Regions from separate parts of the Mus musculus genome. Here region 2 is linked to region 1. The links are chromatin loops, found by intact Hi-C in ENCODE. Cell type or tissue: left cerebral cortex. All regions are shown on one strand. Each heading gives the region's core, and the rest is flanking DNA. Links, peaks and the distances in the headings are about the cores only.

Region 1 (4,590 bases), core at 783-3,282:
GTCACTAAGTCTCTGGATTTACTTGCAGGCCCATGATTTGAACACAGGCTTTTTGGATATAGAGATTTTCATGTTGTGTTCTAGGTATCTATAATAGTATCTGATATGTGCTAAGCACTCACAAAATAGTTATTGAGTTAACCAGTGGGTAAGTGAACAAAATCCCCTTGCTCTTTCAGACGATACAAAAGCAGAGCCTAATTTTGATGGCTACAGACCACCTTGATTTTATACTTAGAATTTAAAAACCCCAGCATTCCCAAAAGGGTTTTCAGTCATCCGTTAACTATAGACCCTTAGTAGAAATACCCTACAGGTTAATTAGAGCAGGTGTTGGCGTGGGTAGAAAGTATAGATTTTAAAGTCACAATAACTATGGATCCCTTAAAGATATGCATGATATCCCAAGGCTCTGTCATGCTCCTGCTAAAACTTGTACCTTGTCTGGTGTTAAAATTCCTTTCTGTGGCCATGCCATCCAGTCCAGCCTCCTTCAGAACCTCATCTTGTGTAATGTCTTTCTGTTTAGCTCTCTGCCCTCATAGTACTGCTCTCTGTGCTTCAATGGACATTAAGCTGCTTGCTGACTTGGGGCCTTAGCACTTAGAATTGTTTGTTTGTTTAATCAAAACACTCTTCCTCAGTTTTATACAACCAGGCTTCTCATCTTTCAGGCCTCAACCTCACAGGGTAAACCTTGAATTGCCCTTCCTGACCAATCTAACTAACATTAAAGGGCCCCTTCTCCCACCCTAGAAAATGTATACCATGCTTTTAAATGGCCCTTACAGTGGGGGTTGCTTCAGTGTTCAACCTCTACTAGAATACAGTCACATCTTTGACAAGAGTAAATCTGTCTGCTGGACCTTCCTTCAGAGAATGGGTAAGCCAACCACTTCTAAGGACTGGCTCAGATGCCACCAGAAAGTTACTGTTTCTCTTTGCTCCTACAGCCTGGCTAACCTGAAGCCAGCTAAGGCTCTGGCTTCCCTGCCCGGTGCTGGCAGGCTGTTACCTTTATGGCCCCTGTGGCTATTTGGATATGGTGAAGTCTGCGCAGTGTGCTCTCTCTGTCAATGAAGTAGGAGGCAGCCAGCTGGTGCAGGGTTTCCAGAGACACAGCGGAGCTGTTCCCAGTGCCCCCAACTACAGGGATACCTCCTGTTGTTTCTGACTTTCTGCTTAGTTTCCTCTTGTCCACAAAAATGGTCAGAGACTCTTCTCCTATAACAAAAACATGAGCTCATTAGTGAAGTTGTCAGCCCCAGGATCCTCTGCCATTATGAACCTGTAGCCCTTGGGCAAGGCAGACAGAGTTAAGAGAGAGCCTTGCCCCTGCTGGGGGCCTCTTCCCCATCCTTTCCATTCTGAGAGCTCTCTTCTCAGAGGGTGTACAGGGTCACAGGCCTCCCTGCCTGGGAGGCCCTCCTTTCTTAGCTCTTAAAGCCTCCCAAAGCTTACCCCTCAGCAGTGTCTCCATTTAACATCCTCTATTGATCTCCATGGCAGGCAATCTGCCTCCAAGGGGGAGACACAATTCTCCCCTCTCAAGTTGTTTATAAGAAGCCACATGGCTATTACAGCTTCCAGGGAAAGGGCGAAAGCTTTGAGGCTATATTTCTGTTCTCTCCCCATCAAATGCTCACCACCTGCCACATGCCGGCAGCTGGCCTCAACCCCGGGGGAGCTGTGCTTTGTCTACAGCACACTTAACTAAATGTTATGATAAACCCTTCTTTCTTTCTTCCCATAGCTGCAAGAACTCTTGTGATCTGTGATCCTGTCTTGTGATCCAGTCCAGAGGCCGTGCTCCATTTTGCACAGACCAGTCCCCACCGCCATTCTATTAGAGGGAGATTCACCCAAGTTGTTGGAATTGTGGTTTGGCTGGTTACCAATCGTCACAGTGAGGAAGGAGGGGTCAGTAACTCAATGAACATCTATCTATTTCTGAGCCTACACAGCTGACATTTTTTTAGCCACAGTCAAGAATTAACAAGTGAAGTCCATGGGCTAGATGGCTAGTCAAAACAAAAGTAGGAGCGCCCCCTGCTGGTATATGGTTAGTAGAAACCCGTGTGTGTGTGTGTGTGTGTGTGTGTGTGTGTGTGTGTGTGTGTTCCCTGTCCCTGTCTCCCCTCCCCACCCCTAACTTCCTTACCCCGCAACTCCCTCCCCTCTGGATGAGAATAGAAATGTTCTAGGGTAGATTTAGGTACCGAGAGAATACACTGTTCTCCAGTGCACCAGAAAGAAAATATTTCTCAGGCAAAAATAAGTCAAGAAAGAAAAAAGATGCAGGGAAATAGAACGATACTCAACAGATCATAAAAGCTATTTTCAACAATGGAACAACCAGTTTGGGGCTGAGGATACTGCTTACCTCCAAGAGTAGCAGAAAGTAAGAAATGAGTGCCGTACTTTTTGATGAGGTTTTCAGTAACCTGTTGCAGATTGGGTCTCCTTCCAAGGAGGCGGATATTGCGGACAAACTCTGGGGCGAGAGGCAGGGGCAAACTGAAGAAATCTCTCCTTTCTAGGGCCAAGTTGTTCACTTTCCATCGGGCAAACTCCCTGCAGGGAAAGTCAAGGGGTGAGGAAAAACCCATTGTATTTCAGAACCAGAAGTGTGAAGTCTGAAATAAGCCACACGCACACACACACACACACACACACACACACACACACACACACACAAACACACACCCCCGTCTGAGGCCTCCTCTCCACAGTGCCCTTCCCACGGGGTGGAGAACCCAGTAGAAGAGGCTCCTCCTCTGGCTGATCTTTTCTGGACTGAGAAGGTGCCCTCCACCCGAGTTTCTCCCACACAGCTTTCTTACTGGACAGTGGTGGCTCAGCATCTTCCCAAGGCAGTTGCCCTGCCTCACAGAGAAACAGAAAAAGCGCATGTTTGGCATTTGACAGTGGTTTGCAGAGAACTGACCAATCAGAGCTGTCCTACAGCTGGTGGGTTACATCTTCCATCTTTGCTTCAGTTGCTGTTCACTGCTAGAAACTGGAAGGCTGCTCTAGAAAGAACAGTGTTTTAACTTGTGGGGCTCAGATCCCCTCATATCCTTGGAGATAATTACATTCCCTATTCTTGTTTATTTAGCTCATATCGATTGATGGCACATCAGAAACTAAAATTGAGAAGATTAAAGTTATCTATCCAATACTGCATTTGAAGTTAACAGTAATAAGCCCATTACATATAGCAAAATCAATGCATTTTATGGCAATAACTATATGTACTGAAACAGAACAAATTTGACAAGGAGAGCATATTGCTTTGTGGTTTTGTAAACCTTTCATATCTATTTGACAGAACAGTTTTATTCTCATATTTGGTCAACATTCAGTTTGTTATCATAACTGTGGACTCTTAAGCTTGGGACCACACTAAACCAAAGAAATGGCTAATTCTTAAAGATTGCTTAAAATCCAAAGATTTTCATTGAAACGGATCTTTAGATCCTCCATGTTCGAGTAACAAGACACACTGGACATCCTGGACATATCTGCTTCCTGAAATACACAGCTCTTTAACAACCTAGCTCTTATTACATAGTTACAAAAACACCACTAACTACATCAGAAATACCTTTAAATACCAGGAAGCTGACCAGCTCATGATAATGAATAGAACTTTTCTAGGATTTGCATTTTCATATGATAACTGAAATTTTATTTTGGTTAATAAATACCATCAATTTTCCTTAGAAGCTTGCTTTTATTTTATTTTATTTTATTTTTGAGAAAATGTCTGCCAAAAACTTAACTCTAAATAATTCTAGGCTGTCTGCTACTTTTGTTTTCAAGACAAAGAGTTCTAGGAGAAAGGTTGCTTGCTCAGCTTGCACCCCAGGCACATCTGGACTTTCCCTTGAGATCACCAGAGTTCTTTAGGAGCTGCAGACATGTCCTGTGTGCATTTCCTAACCCATCACATGGAACAGTGAAGAGCCATGCATACAAGGTCAATATTTAATGCTGATAGTAAATTGTACTGCGTCAGGACATTCTTAAATGAAGCTGGCATATTCTATGTGTGTGTGTGTGTGTGTGTGTGTGTGTGTGTGTGTGTGTATGTGTGTGTGTGTGTTCAGTTCACTTCTATAATGATGACCAGCACATGACTACCACCAGACTCATTTGGGGTGAGTATTTTCCTTTCAAATAATGTATCAGTTTTAAAATGGTGCTGGCACAACTGGTGGTTATCATGTAGAAGAATGAGAATTGATCCATTCCTATCTCCTTGTACTAAGGTCAAATCTAAGTGGATCAAGGAACTCCACATAAAACCAGAGACACTGAAACTTATAGAGGAGAAAGTGGGGAAAAGCCTTGAAGATATGGGCACAGGGGAAAAATTCCTGAATAGAACAGCAATGGCTTGTGCTGTAAGATCGAGAATCGATAAATGGGACCTCATGAAACTGCAAAGCTTCTGCAAGGCAAAAGACACCGTCAATAAGACAAAAAGGCCACCAACAGATTGGGAAAGGATCTTTACCTATCCTAAATCAGATAGGGGACTAATATCCAATATTTATAAAGAACTCAAGAAGGTGGACTCCAGAA
Region 2 (4,590 bases), core at 1,156-3,655, 710 kb before region 1:
CTCCCGAGTGCTAGGTTTACAGGTGTGGGCCGCCAACTTGTTCTGTGCCACACACCTGCTGCTTCAGGCAGATGGAACTCCGAATCAATGAGTATTAGCATCACACACACTGAATAATAGCATCAATAGCATAGCAGACATTCCTTGAACTCCATACCTACGAATAAACAGCAGCCTTCTTAACTACACCCTGGTTTGTGGTAAATGATTCTGTAATTCGTTATTATTTTTCAGGTTTGTGGAGACAAACAGTGGGGAGACTGGCGGCCCCACTTGGCTGTGATCCTGTCAAATCAGGCTGGAGATACAGAGTTGTACCAGCGAGCGATTGTCAGCATGGGGGATACCCTGGGTAAGCAGAAATTGGCTTACGCCTTCCCTGGGGCAACTTTCCATGTCTGACATTAGTTTAGTGTTTCCTAGTGTTTCTCAACTTTCCTAATGCTAGCACCTTTGATACAGTTCCTCATGCTGTGGTGACCCCCACCCCAACCCCAACCATAAAACTATTTAGTTGTTACTTTATAACTGTAATCTTGCCGCTGTTAGCCTCCTGGTTAAGAAACCCCAGGGAAAGGTACCTTCATCTGCTTTTGCTATGTTTGTGTGTTTGTTTGTTTTTCCATATCTGTTTCCCAGAATTCCCACTGGGAGCGTTGTGTTTCCATTGCTATATAGCCTCCTCTTCACTTTCTACTTACAGGTGAGGTGCCTTTACCTTGAGCTAACACAGGGGCGTGCCACTTCCTCTTGCCTCGGGGACTTCAGATGGGAAATGCTGCTTTTGCCTAAACCACCTTGGTAGCTTTCTGTCTTTATTTCTATTATCTGTCTGAGAACAGGGCCTTACAAGTGTGGAATGTCTACAGGATATCCAGATCTCTACTTCACAAATTTGGTCTAACTTTTAGAAACCATGGTGTTCTTTGTGGAACGCTGTGAACAACTGCTCTTCTGAATTTGAAGCAGCCCTCTGTAAGGTTGTGACCCAGCTGTCTGCTTGAAAGGGGACCCATGTCTATTGGGCACCAGACTCTGTACTTCACCCGCTGTTAGCCATTTTCTCACTGCTGTGGCAAAATGGCCGACCAAACCAACTTAAGCAAGGGGGTTTCTCTGGCTCACAGTTCTAGGAAACACAGTCTGTCACGGCAGACGGTTGAGATGTGACTAGAGGCCTGGTGTTCACGGCCAGGAAGCAGAGATGGGTGATGGGCTCCTTCCCTCTCTTTCTCTTCACTCCTAGATCCTAGCCCAGAGGATAGTGCCTCCCACACTCCAAATGAGTCCTCCCGATTCAGTTAAACCTTTCTGGAAGCACCCTGAAGGTCACACCCAGAGGTATTTCCTAAGATAGTCTATTCAAGTTGACAATGAAGATTGACTGTCACACCCACTTAATTCGAGTTTAAAGTAGTAGAAAATGTTTGGAGAACATTTAAAAGTCAGGAACAACTTGGTAATTGATGTGATTTTTTATGAGCACAGGAAAAGTCTTCAATCATCCAACTTCAGTAGAGGAAGCAGCCACACCCCACAAGCAGCCACACCCCACAAGGAAGCAGCCACACCCCACAAGGAAGCAGCCACACCCCACAAGGAAGCAGCCACACCCCACAAGGAAGCAGCCACACCCCACAAGGAAGCAGCCACACCCCACAAGCAGCCACACCCCACAAGGAAGCAGCCACACCCCACAAGGAAGCAGCCACACCCCACAAGGAAGCAGCCACACCCCACAAGGAAGCAGCCACACCCCACAAGCAGCCACACCCCACAAGGAAGCAGCCACACCCCACAAGGATGTTTAAAATCCGTTTCTGATGTCCTACTTTACTTAGGTATAGGCATCTTGTCTCGATTCTCAGCCCCAGGAATGACCATGACTTTTAGAAAATTCCCAATGAAAAACTCATCAGGGGGACGTGAAACAGCACACAGCATCCTGGTTGTGGCTGATGAGAACTGAAATGCAGGATCTGAGGTCAGAAACACTGATGCAGGAGGGAAGGAAAGGGAGATGTCACAAGAACTCCCCTGGTTTATTCATATCAGGTTTCCGCTCTGACCCTGGGGTCCACTATTTAACTCTCTGTTCTACTCAGACACTGGGTCCCACAGGGTGTGCCTCACGCCTGGGCTCTTGTTCTCCTCCTGCAGCTGGAAAAGGGCTTGTGGAGGCATCTCACTTCTGCTATCTCATGGCTCATGTGCCCTTTGGTCACTATACGGTGAAGACAGATCATCTGGCCTTGGTGGGCAGTAGCCACAGGTACGTATGTGACTTTTGTAAAGATGATTTGCACGGGTTATTTTAGCCCTTACTGGGTTTCATGGCTTCACTACTCATTTTCTTGTGTAAATTTCCGCTACTGCCCGCTCTTCCTCTCTATCTTCTGCATTAGTCTAGGCAAGGTGACCAGAGGGTGCCACATCACACCACCAGAGGGCCTTTGGTGCTGTTAGTGCTCTTGGTGTGTGTTGAACTCTTCTGGCCACTGGGTGGCAGCCTAGCTCCACAACCAGAGATAACATAGAAAAATGAAGTTTACAATAGTATATTTTGGGCAGCCCTGGGCTTATTCTAGGAGCCTACTTTTTGGGGCCTCCATACTACTTCAATATATTAATTTGGAGCACAAGCTCTTTGGAACCTTCTGCATCAGTCACTTGTTTTCTGGTAGCCACATATCAGGGTGTTTCCCCCCCCCCCCCAAGGACCCCAAAGCCCTGGAGAAAGAGTGAGTTGAAGCAGATAATCTTACCCTGGGTGGTCCTCACTGTTCTGGATCTTTCTACCTCTTTCTCCTTAATAGTTGTGATTTCTGAGCAGTCATGGTATTGCGCTCCTAGAATTCTAGCAGTCAAGAGGTATAGACAGGGGGATTGTAGCAAGGCCAATGCTAGCCAGGGTGGTGCAATGAGTTCTAGGCTAGCCAGCCAGCCAGGGCTACGAACCTGTCTCAAGAGAGAGAAAGAAGACATTTCTGAGATGCAGAGCTATCAGTGTCTTTGCAATGTTTGCTTTGTTACAGATTTACTTTATAAAAAGGTAACTGCACCGGGGAAGCAAGGTATTGAGGGATTGAAAGCCTTGTCTAAGGTAGCCTCTCGGGTGCACCATCAGGATGGACTTGGAGTCTAGACAGTAAGGTTGCAGGAGCAAAAGTTGTAGCTGATATTCCTAATCCTCTACCACCATAGCAATCGGTGCTCCTCACAGATTCTTCTCTTGAGCCTGGGCTCAGATAGAAGAGTCATCTTCTCAAGGCAGTCTGTCTGGGCTAAGCAAGCCCATAAAGGTACCTCGCTTCCTATAGCCCATGTTCATGACTCCTGGGGGAGTTTCTTGAGATATGTTAGCTTCTGGAATTATTCTGATGACTGGAATATAGGGCACCTGGCAAGCTGTAGAGGGGAGACGGCAAGTGTGTGTGTGTGTGTGTGTGTGTGTATGTGTGTGTGTATCACATTCACCTGTTTTCTTTCCTCACTGGCCGGATGAACTTCCTGTGCAAGATCTGTCATTTCTTTCTGGCTCCATTGTCCTCCCCAGTCTGTGCCAGGCCATCTGTGGTGCTCCTGGACTCCACGGCTTCCTCTTTTGCACTTGGCAAGCTCAGGCTGCTCTGTCTTTCCTGGGGCATGCCAGGCTGAGGGCTGAGGGCTGAGGGCTGAGGGCTGAGGGCTGAGGACTGAGGGCTGAGGGCTGAGGGCTGAGGGCTGAGGACTAGTTTTTAGGAGGTTGAAGTGGGAGGTGTTGAAGGGGGATGTTAAGGGAGGTGCAGAGCCTCCTCCTCACAAGCAGGCTCTTCTAGAAGTGCTGGCACTCTCACTTATTGCCCAAACCTAAAGAGATGGAGGTCAAGGAGGAAGTGCAGTCTATCTTGAGCCCACAGGCTCTTTCCTCTTATAGACCTGCCTGAGAGCAGCATCTCCGCCTCACCTCTGTTCTTGTTATTCCCTGCTTTTAGTCAAGAGTTTATGAAATTTGCAACAATTGAGGCTATCCAGCGGACGGAAATCTTCGAGTACTGCCAGATGCTGGGCCGCCCCAAATCCTTCATCCCTTCTTTCCAGGTAACTGAACCCCGAGGGGGGCGGGGCGGGGCGGGGCGGCCATCAGCGATGCTGTGTCTAGGTTGTGGGCAGCCAGGTTCTTAGCCTTGCTGTTTGGCACCTGGTACCACCGGCCAAGTCATCTCCTGCATTTGTCCTCTTTAACGGGAGTGCGGGAAGGCTTAGGGTTTCTTTTTATGTTCCCGGAAGGTCAGAATTTTACAGCATGAAAGCAAACGGTTCAGAAGTCTTTGCTGGAGGCATACATGCGGAAATCTTGCTGCAGTTCTGCCCCTCCCTCCCTTCCTGTCCTCCTGCTGCCCTGGGCTCTTCTCTCCTAGCACTTCCGCTCAGCTCCTCCTCAGCTCCTACAGCCCTCTGGTCCCTCTGACAGCTCACCTTCTGACCACTCCCCCTTTCTCAGGAGCTTCCCTCCTGCTCTGGCCTTAGTCCATTCTCTCTTTCTTCTCAGGGTTTCAGTTGTATAGGTGGCAACCGCACTGCCAGGCTCTTTTCTCTCCCCTCAGCCCC

The links. A loop is a pair of places that touch in the nucleus more often than their neighbours do. Peaks named below come from ENCODE experiments on the same cell type or tissue, not always from the same donor. Only the 100,000 strongest peaks of a DNase experiment are listed, where the experiment ranks them.
Region 2: it touches region 1 in a loop (7-fold over the local background); 8 of 42 quality-filtered maps call a loop at or near these places.

The regions. Positions count from the first base shown.
Region 1 is chr1:158,265,447-158,270,036 of GRCm38, forward strand. It overlaps Brinp2 (bone morphogenic protein/retinoic acid inducible neural-specific 2), which reads right to left. Exons shown (of 8, transcript NM_207583.2): 3 at 2,384-2,574; 4 at 1,016-1,224. Among named protein-coding and RNA genes, the nearest start is that of Brinp2, 89 kb to the right of the region's middle. RefSeq lists an enhancer at 21-2,600. In left cerebral cortex, for the core only: a CTCF peak has its summit at 2,006 (motif pointing left); a DNase peak (open chromatin) is centred at 2,066.
Region 2 is chr1:157,550,773-157,555,362 of GRCm38, forward strand. It overlaps Sec16b (SEC16 homolog B (S. cerevisiae)), which reads left to right. Exons shown (of 26, transcript NM_001159986.1): 13 at 235-352; 14 at 2,161-2,272; 15 at 3,975-4,080. Among named protein-coding and RNA genes, the nearest start is that of Sec16b, 27 kb to the left of the region's middle. In left cerebral cortex, for the core only: a CTCF peak has its summit at 2,458 (motif pointing right); DNase peaks (open chromatin) are centred at 2,490, 3,032 and 3,641; H3K27ac peaks cover 520 bases.